Regions from separate parts of the Mus musculus genome. Here region 1 is linked to region 2. A link is a contact called in ENCODE Hi-C or POLR2A ChIA-PET data. All regions are on one chromosome and are shown on one strand. Each heading gives the region's core, a stretch centred on a gene start or an enhancer-like site at or near the end of the contact. The rest is flanking DNA. Distances are from core to core; before and after follow the strand shown.

The links. Hi-C counts contacts between places; a loop is a spot of excess contacts on that map. ChIA-PET counts read pairs that join two places held with the same protein, here RNA polymerase II (POLR2A).
Region 1: a map of T-helper 17 cell shows a loop between it and region 2 (1.8-fold over the local background). The contact joins the promoter of Anxa2 here to the promoter of Ice2 in region 2. A Hi-C loop is called at or near these places in 1 of 37 maps with a recorded cell type or tissue (T-helper 17 cell). POLR2A ChIA-PET finds 5 or more read pairs at or near these places in 1 of 5 experiments (Patski).

The regions. Positions count from the first base shown.
Region 1 is chr9:69,450,742-69,455,466 of GRCm38, reverse strand. Anxa2 (annexin A2) reads right to left here and starts at 1,784. Exons shown (of 13, transcript NM_007585.3): 1 at 1,728-1,784. It also overlaps the pseudogene Gm4978.
Region 2 is chr9:69,396,236-69,400,879 of GRCm38, reverse strand. Ice2 (interactor of little elongation complex ELL subunit 2) reads right to left here and starts at 2,882. Exons shown (of 16, transcript NM_145618.3): 1 at 2,827-2,882; 2 at 1,793-1,934; 3 at 299-403. The coding sequence starts at 1,833.

The sequences.
Region 1 (4,725 bases), core at 535-3,034, 56 kb before region 2:
AGGAGCAGGAAGTGGGTGGGACTGCAAGTCTCCAAAGCCAACCTAACAGGTCAAGGGACACAGGCTGCAAGACAGTGGGAGGAATGCAGGAAACAGAAACGGGAGAAGGGTTTCCAATTGATAGGATTTATGATTTGATCAAGACTATCTTTAGAACTAAGGGAGAAAAAAATTGAGCCCCACATCAGTGATTTATTCTTCCTACCCACAGATCACCCCTCACCCTCCCCAGTTTGCATTCTGCTCCCCTGCCTTTAGCCAGAACTCGGATACACTGCAAATTAATCTTTTTCTGGTGCTAGCTTGGGATTCCAAACACATTCTATAGCTTTGTTGGGGTTGGGCAGGGAAGTGGCTTCCCGAGTCCAAGTTGCAGACCCACCTAATTATACTCCTGAGTGTTTCAGGCTGAGGATCTTGAATTCCAAGAGTTTATGGTTGCTTTTAAGGGCTGGAGTTGAATATGGCATAATAGTTCACACATGAATAGCTTTTTCAAGTTCTGGGAATGAAGTTCAACCTACTACGGTACTCTACCAATTACCAATAAGCTTGATCGTGATCATAAGCTCATGGTTTTTTTCTTTTCTCTCTCTCTCTCTCTCTCTCTCTCTCTCTCTCTCTCTCTCTCTTTTTTTTTTTTTTTTTTTTTTTTTGGTAGTTGGGTTTTTCCCCCTACAGGAATCTCACTTACTATGTAGCTCAGGTCGGATTCAAAAGGGATCTTGCTGCTCCAGTCTTCTGAGTGTTGAGATTACGGCTCTGTCTCAAGTAACAGTTATTTTGTTGCCTTTGCTTTGCTTTTACATTTGCATGACACTGTTTCAGTACGCTTTATTTAGCTATTTTTGAATGAACTTGTTTTCGGAAACCTTCAATAACTCAGTGTGAGTGGCGCTATCAACAGCAGAGTTCGGAAACCACTTTCATAGATAAAGAAACTTCTCCAACCACAGCCCTCCGCGCCAGCTTTGGAACCTGAGGCCCAGGAACCACGCCCTTTTCTATAGACCCTATCAACTGATTCATGGTGGCATCAGCACAGTCAAGGCAACGTTCCCTACAACCACCCGGGGACACTTCCTTCTGCACACATTCTAAGCGAGCCACAAACTCCCCAGAAGAAATGAAGTCTGAGGTCGCTGACCTAGCAGACAATCTAGCGTTCATGACGAAGACTGAGTTGAGATTGTAAAGAAGGGCACCCAGTAGTCAAGACTTGAGGTTCTGGTGCCCCCTGGACCTCCCCCAGGTACCCTGCTCCGACTCCACAAAGGCACGTCCCTCAGTTGCAAGGAAATTCACCTGAAATTGCAGAAGTTACGGTCCAGAGTGAGAGAACGCAGTGCGGAAAGCGAAGTGGGACTTCTCACTGCTGGGCCGGAGGCTCCCCCAGCGGCCACACCCAGTCCCCCTCCTGACATCTAGCACGTCTGGAATGCCGCCCCCTCGGCTCCCCGCCCCACAAAGGGTCTCCCCGTTCCGAGGAAACCTCAAGGGGAAGCACGCCCCGACCCCTGCGCCCCGACCCCTCAGGAGAGTGGCATGCAAAGAGCACGGTCACTTGCGGGACACTTTGCAACTCTGTTGCAGGGCCTCGCAGATCACCGGGTGGAGTGGGTCCCTCTCCGTGCCTCCCGGGGTCCCCATCGCCGGAGCCTGCCCGCTCCCCGTTCAGCACCGCAACCCCGAGGCCATAGCGGGCGACCGGGCCGCGCCCCACTTACCTGGGCCGGGCACGTATCGCTGAGAGCCTCCCTTGAAGCGGAGCAGCCCGGCTGGGCTGGGTGGGGCTTTTATACCCGCCCCATCCTCCCAGCGCGAGGCCGCCCCACATCCCCTCCCTCCCCGGCCTGTTCCCACCCTGCTGGGTGACTCATCCAACTTGGAACGTAGCCCAAGCCCAGTCCTGCCCTACGTGACAGCTCCACCGCCTCCCCAGGCCCTACAAGTATCCACCCATTTCCCCCGCCCAAATCCCCTTACTCCTAGAGTACAGGGCCCTGCTCAGGCTGGCTCTGGGTTATTAAGATTTCAGCTGCTTGGCTTGCCCAACTCACTTCTTTTGCTTTTAAAAGGCTTCTAGGCAGCGAGGTAATGGAGGGTAGAATTGTTTCAAGGCGCATATATTTGGATTCCTCTGAACTGGGCCGTTGGCACCCAGCTCTCCATCACTGTCTGCAAACATATTAGCTTAACCTCTGGTCACCAGCTGGAGCAGTGTGAGGAGGGTGTTCGCTTGGCCCTGCTTTACACAGTCTACTCCGCCTTGTAAATCAAAGCGGAGAGGCCTCTAACCAGCTAGGGAGACTAAGAGGTAAGGCTAGAAGGTACCTCCTTCCCCCAGTACTCCAATACACCCCAGGTCCTACGGTCTTTTCCTAATTGTAGGTTATTGAAGGTTTTTCCCCCTTCTCATTCCTTGACAAACTGTTTCTCTGGGTCATATTGTTTCTTTTCTAGCTTGCTTTTCCAGGAAACAACGCAGTAGTGAACTGTGTTTGTGGGTGACTGTTCACACCGCATTAAACTTCAAGCTAGCAAGAGAGCTGGAAATACCTTAAACACTAGTTTTGGTTCTTTTGTTTTGTTTTGTTTTGTTTTGTTTTTGTTTTTCAAGGCAGGGTTTCTCTGTATAGATCTGGTTGTCTGGAGACTAGGCTCGTCTGGAATCAGAGATCTGCCTGCCTCTGCCTCCCCAGTGCTGGAATTAAAAGTGTACACCACCACCGCTGCCCAGTCACACTAGGTCTTTCAACTCCGTCCTTGCAGAGTCTACCTCTCTGCTTTCTCTAGGTTCTAACGATTCTCTTCCATCTAGTTGTGTGTGCTTGTGGTTCACTCGTATCACACGTGGTCACGTGTATCACACATGACCTGCAAGGCGCTGTCAGCCTCTAGGATGCTGTCCCTTCAGAGCACCCACCTTGGCCCAGCTTGTTATTTGAGACAAGGTATCTCTTTGGCCTGGAGCTCACAAATTAGGCAAGATTGGTTGGCCAAAAAGCCTTCTACCTGAACTTGGAACAGAACTCAGGTTCTTAAGCTACAAGATCTTAGGCCACTATCTTCCCAGCCCTGGTCCCTTCTGATATCAACATCTGTTTATACTTTCCACTACGGTCTCAATTCACTCCTAGGAACCAAAGGATGACAGTTAGGGGAAGAGATAGGCACAGTGCCCACTGTCACATAGACAGGTAGCTGTGAAGTTGGCCCCAGCAGAGTGACAAACAGAAAACAAGATATCCCTTTTGATACAATGTCTGATTTACATTCATAGTGCTTCAGTGTGGGCAGCTTTAAAGACAGAAACCTTGTTTATCTGACTACTGGGGGTGAACATCTTGGAACATAAGACACAGGCACACACTACCAGCAAGCAGTAGCCTGCCTCCCTGGGTTATTTCTCCACCCAGGCCCGCAGGCTCCACATTCCTGCATGTGTGAGGGAGGGTAGGAGGTCCAATGTCAGAAGTAGCATTGAATTGACATCATGTGAAACATAAAAAAGCCACCAACCATCCAAAACTATTTTTGACTTATTGTGGACATCTGGCAAAGCTAAATGTACAGAGAGCTGTATGTGGCCAGGCCTCATTTATGTCCTGCTGAATACGAGCTCTTTCTTCTTGTCCTATCTCCTTAGCATCTCACATTCCATCGGGGGATCTCATTGGTTCTGTCTGCAAATTCATCTGATACACGTTTTATCAAAAGCCAATCTGAGGGGACTCTTCCTTGAGACACAGTTGGGATGGTTTGGAAATCAAATTAACCAATGCCAGCAACGATTGTATTACACTGAATACCCTGACTAGATAGTTTATAAAAATCCACAAAAAGGTCAGATGGGTGGGGGATGGGAGGAGGTAAAGTGCCTGCCTTGAAAATCGTGAAGACCAGAGCTCAGTCTCCAGAATCTATAGTGAAAGCTGACTGTGCTACCTGAGGTAGCCCAGACCTAGGGCTTTCAGTTGGCTCATCCCAACATCTACCTCATGCAGGGCCTGTCCTGCAGATCCAAAGCCGCAGAAACTTCCAGACACAGGGCATCTACAGGATATCCGAGAGGAGTCACAGTGAGGATCCAGTATTGATGGTGCAGCAGAAGCCAGAGGCCTCTAACCAGACCAAGAACTCACTGCAATGAACACTGCAAGAAAAGCTGTTTGAGCAAAGGGGTGTACTGTGTGACACACCATGACACACTGCAGTTTCCATAGGGAGGCTTTTTTTTCTTTTTAAGTTTTTTTTAATTATTATTTTTATTTTTATTTTTTTATTTTTTATTTTTTTGTAGAGGAGGTTGCAAGGATGGAGGACAGGTAGAAAGGGACAGGGAGATGAGTGGGGTTGGGGTACATGATGTGAAACTCATAAAGAATCAATAAAAAGTTAAAAAAAAAATCTCTCCACCAGCTGAGCAAGATGCCCAAAGGGCAGAAGGCCAAGGGGAAGAAGGTAGCCCCGCCCCCCGCCGTCGTCAAGAAACAGGAGGCCAAGAAGGTGGTCAACCCTATGTTTGAGAAGAGGCCCAAGAACTTCAGCACTGGACAAGACATCCAGCCCCAAAGAGATCTAACACGCTTCGTCAAATCCCCCCCCCCCTACATCAGGCTGCAGTGGCAAAGAGCCATCCTCTTTAAGCGGCTCAAAGTACCTCCTGCCATTAACCGGTTCACCCAGGCGCTGGACAGGCAGACAGCTACTCAGCTGCTTAAG
Region 2 (4,644 bases), core at 1,633-4,132:
AATTATTAATTAAGATTAAGGGTAAAATATTATACGTATACATGAAAAACACAAACACTGATTTTTAATGACAGAATTATGTTTTATGGTGTTCTGATGAAATTACAACTATGATCTCATTCTGTGTATATAAATATACAGCTGTGTATGGAGAAAGGTAAATATCAAAGTGTTATCAGCAGCTTTCTTCTATTTTTTACATTTTTATAATTCAAATGTTTACTATGATAGTCATAAAATTTCAGTTATCAGAAAAACAGCAATGAAATGAAAAATTAAATAACCAAGTGAATATTACCTGTTAGACAAAATATAGAGTTCTTTTAAACTTGGAGCCATGGAATGGTCTTTATAATTTTCTGGAGAGAAAAATGCTTTAAGGCCATTTTTGGGTGTAACATCCCTGTGGAATAAAGTAATTTATTTGTACTCGACAATTCAAAATCTCATGTTAGACAAAGAAGCATAATGTTAGAGCTGTAAGTTATAACCTCTACCCCAGCTTTTCCCAATCACCTCCTAGCCAGTATAATTTCATGTACCAGATCTTGTGTATTTACATGTTTTACTTCTTAGATAGCTTTAAGCTTGGAGCAGTGTGAAATTCTCAAGGTCCATAGTTTGTTTTCCTGTAGTATACAAATAACTTCAGAAGCTTGAACAGTAAAGGTGGGACAGAATGACATTTAATCAAGGGTCTGTCAGGGCCAGGGCTCACCTCTGGCATGAATGGTAATGTTAAAATGTAACAACTTATTTTTGATTTGGGTACTATTGTGCCAAGTGAAAACACTGGCCCTCCTATTTACTGTTAACTTGATCTGACTTGATAAATGGGGTGAATGACAGGTGTTTCCTAAACCCATCTCTAAAGTGATAAGTTCTATAATATCAAAATTAGTTTGAGACTAATACAGCCAATGTTGGTTAAATGAAAGAAATAAAGAATTGAAGTACTGAGATTAATTTAAGGATTAATCTGTGGGAATGGAAACTGTAACACTTCAAAATCACTTTGGTATCACAGTGCCAGAGGTGTGGGGGAGCATCTGCACAGCACAGAACTATCTAGGGAATACCTAGATATCATGAGAATACCTAGTTCTAGTACTAGGAAGAATTGTAAATGATTCAGTACAGGTTGGACATGGTGGAACACACCTTTAATCCAGCACTCAGGATGCTGAGGCAGGTGGATCTCTCTGAGTACAAGGCCAGACTGATCTCCATAGTGAGCTCCAGGTAAGCCTGGAGACCAGAGAGACCCAGCCCCCACCCCACCCCAAAATATCCCATTATAATTGAGACTGATACGTTATGGTCAATGTTACTTGAGTGAAGGAATTAAACTGAAATATTGACAACAATTCGAGCACTTCTCCACAAGAAAACTGTAATAATGATATAAAATTATAACTAAGAACTTGAGTGTTAGGTTGTCATTTTAGGAATTGAAATCTTTCCAGCTAGGGGGCTGGAGAGATGGCTCAGCAAATGTCCTGAGTTCGAATCCCAGCAACCACATGGTGGCTCACAACCATCTGTAATGGGATCTGATGCCCTCTTCTGGTGTGTCTGCAGACAGCTACAGTGTACTCATATACATAATAAAAAAAATCTTTAAAAATCAGTCAGCTATAACTCAACAAACTTGGTATATGAACAGGGTAATTTCTGAGACCCTGGTGGCTAAAAATTATAAAATCTCTCCAGGCCAGAAATCTCCTTTCCTATGATACCCACCATCCCCAGCTTGTTCCTTCACAGTGGATCAGGAAGAGGACCAACTCACCAGTTCAGCCTTGGTTCACTCATGGTTATGCTAGAGCTCATCTTCCTAGAATTCTCCTTCACTCTAGCCCACAATTATTTCAGCTGGGCAGTGAAGGCTCCCAGAGAGTGAGGGTCGGATCCTTCCTAGAGTCTACAGTTAACTGAAGACAAACAAAAGGTCAAGATCAAACCTATATCACCTTGGGTCATAAAAAGCCTTTGCTTGATTAGCATCTACCTCAAGTGACTAAAACACACAGGCAGGCAGAACGATTCTTTGTAGCAAAGATCCGTTCCCTTTAACTTATGCAAGGAGTGTTAGCCTCAACATTAGCTGAGTTAGTAAGACCCCAAACCAGAAGGGTGCCCTGTGTTCTCGCATTGTTTACATTATGGCAGGGCTGTCTTCCCTTCCCCTCACTCCCTTACCACCAATACAAATCGTGTTTCCATTTCCTCTAGTTATATACAGCTATGGAGGCGGTCTATGACATGCGATGCACACAGAAAAGGCTCTCTGGATCCCAGGGACCGTGTCCTTTTCAAAGAGAACTTTGCACTTGTGACACTCAGGTGCGAGCAACTCCAGAAAACAATTCACAGGCACCTTTAAAGGTGTCATCGGAATTAACGCTGTAGCTTGACTTCTTCACTCACGCTGGGTGTCTGTCCCTGTCATCCCGTGCGGCCTTGAGATACTTAGGAGTCCAATGCAGGAACTGGCCTCTGGGTCCCTATGGGGTCTCAGGGGCGTCCCTCTCCGCCTACCACCTACCTCTCCTTTCCCCTGAGTGTGGGGCTGAGGGGGAGGGGAGGGAACTACAGAGAAGCAAAGGGAGACAAAAGTATCGGGGAAGGAGAGGGGTCGAATGAGGAAAGCCTTAGGGCCTGTGAGGGAAGCCGCCGAGGAAGACACGTGAGGGAAGCCGCCGAGGAAGGCCTGTGAGCAAAGTCCGGTGAGGCGCTGCCTCAGACCCGCGTCGCCATGTTCCCTCTCCCGCCCCTCGCGTTCCCGACGAGCCGGAGTCGGCGCGCAGCCGCCTTTCCGCCCACCTCAGGGTCCCAAGCGGCTCTGGCCCCCGAGAAAAGCCGACGCTTCCACACACGTTTTGTGCTGAACTCACTGCTGCCCGCCTACGAAGGCCTCATTTAAAAGCCCCGAGGGCGCCCGCACGGCCGCGCGTGATGACGTCACGCGAGCGCCGCGGGACGGGCCTGCGCGCGAATGCAAAGGGAGGACTGGCCACAGTGTTAAGGGACCAGGTAGACCCAGGCTGTAACTTCAGGCTTCCCTCATTCTGATCCTGACTCGTCAGTAGTTTTTATGTGTGTGCTTGATTGTCTGTCTGTCTGTCTGTCTTAGAAATAGTGTCTCAAGTAGGGCAGGTTCACTTTAAATATCCTATGTACTCCAGCCAAGGCTAACCTTGAACTTCTCATCCTTATGACCCCCACATCCTGAGTGTTGGGATTACAGACATGCACTACCACCACACCCCATGTATACGGTGTTGGAAAGGGAACCTAATCTTTCAGGATGACAGGCAAGCACCCTACCAAGTTACATATTCAGCCCCTATCATCAATTTTTATTACATACAGATAAGGGTTTTGGAAAGGTCTAAATAAGACAAAGAATGAAGCTATATTTAGCGCACTACTCAACACATACTAGGCTCTCATTACACCCAAAATCTCCACTCCACTCTCTTTTTCATTTTAGAGATAGGCCAATGTCTGCTAGTGGGCCTTCGAGTCTCTCACGCTATTCTTGCAGCAATTCATTAAAAAGAGATGGATTAAGCACAAATATTTTCTGTTTGGTGTTGAGTGCAAGAAGGACCAAAACTAAAACCGGCTTTTCCAGAACTTCTGATTTTTGGGACTCTAAGTCATCGTGTGTAAACGGATCAAAAAAGAGAGTGACGAGCCACTTTAAGTGTTACTGGGGCTGGAGAAAAGGCTTGGTAGTTAAGACTGTTTGCTGCTGTTCTTCCAGAGGACTCAAGTTCAGTCCTCAGCACCCACATGAGGTGGCTCACAAACATTTGTTATCCAGCTCCTGAGGATTTGGTACCTACCCGCTGCCCTCCTACCTGCTGCCCTCCGAGAGTACCCAAACACATGTGGTACACACATGGAGACATTTAAATAAAAATAAATCTTTTAAGACAAGATGTTGTGGCTAGAACCATAAATGATGACCCCCTTTTAAGCTGGGTGTGGTGGCGCACGCCTTTAATCCCAGCACTCGGGAAGCAGAGACAGGCAGATTTCTGAGTTCGAGGCCAGCCTGGTCTACAGAGTGAGTTCCAGGATAGCCAGAGCTACACAGAGAAACCCTGTCTCGAAAATAAATAAATAAATATTTAAAAATAAAAATAAATAAATAATAAATAAATAAATATTCCCCTTTCAAGTTTACTCATCTTAATCTTCCCTCTTTCACTTGCTTGAAATATCTGATTCTCTTCTATATGTCTTTTGTGTATTTTCTAGTAACATTACTGTTTTAACACACCCATGATGTTATCTTTCTTTCACTTCTGAGTCCCCCATGAAGTATCCATTGTAAGGTAAGGTTGGTAGTCCCCAGTTTCCTCAGTTTTTGCTTATCTTGGAAGATCTTTGTTTCCCCCTCATTTCTGAAGAATAGCTCTGCTGAGTATAGTGATCCTGATTGGCAGTTGTTTTCTTTCCTGACTTGAAATATGTCATTCTGTGCTTTCCTTGCCTGTAGGGCTTTTACTGAGAAATTTCCTCTTACTCTAATGGGGCTTCTATTAAATGTGATTTAGTGCTTTGCAGATTTTACAGTTCTTTTCTATCACGTATTTAGCTGTTATCTTGCTGCTGTTCTGGGGATTTAAC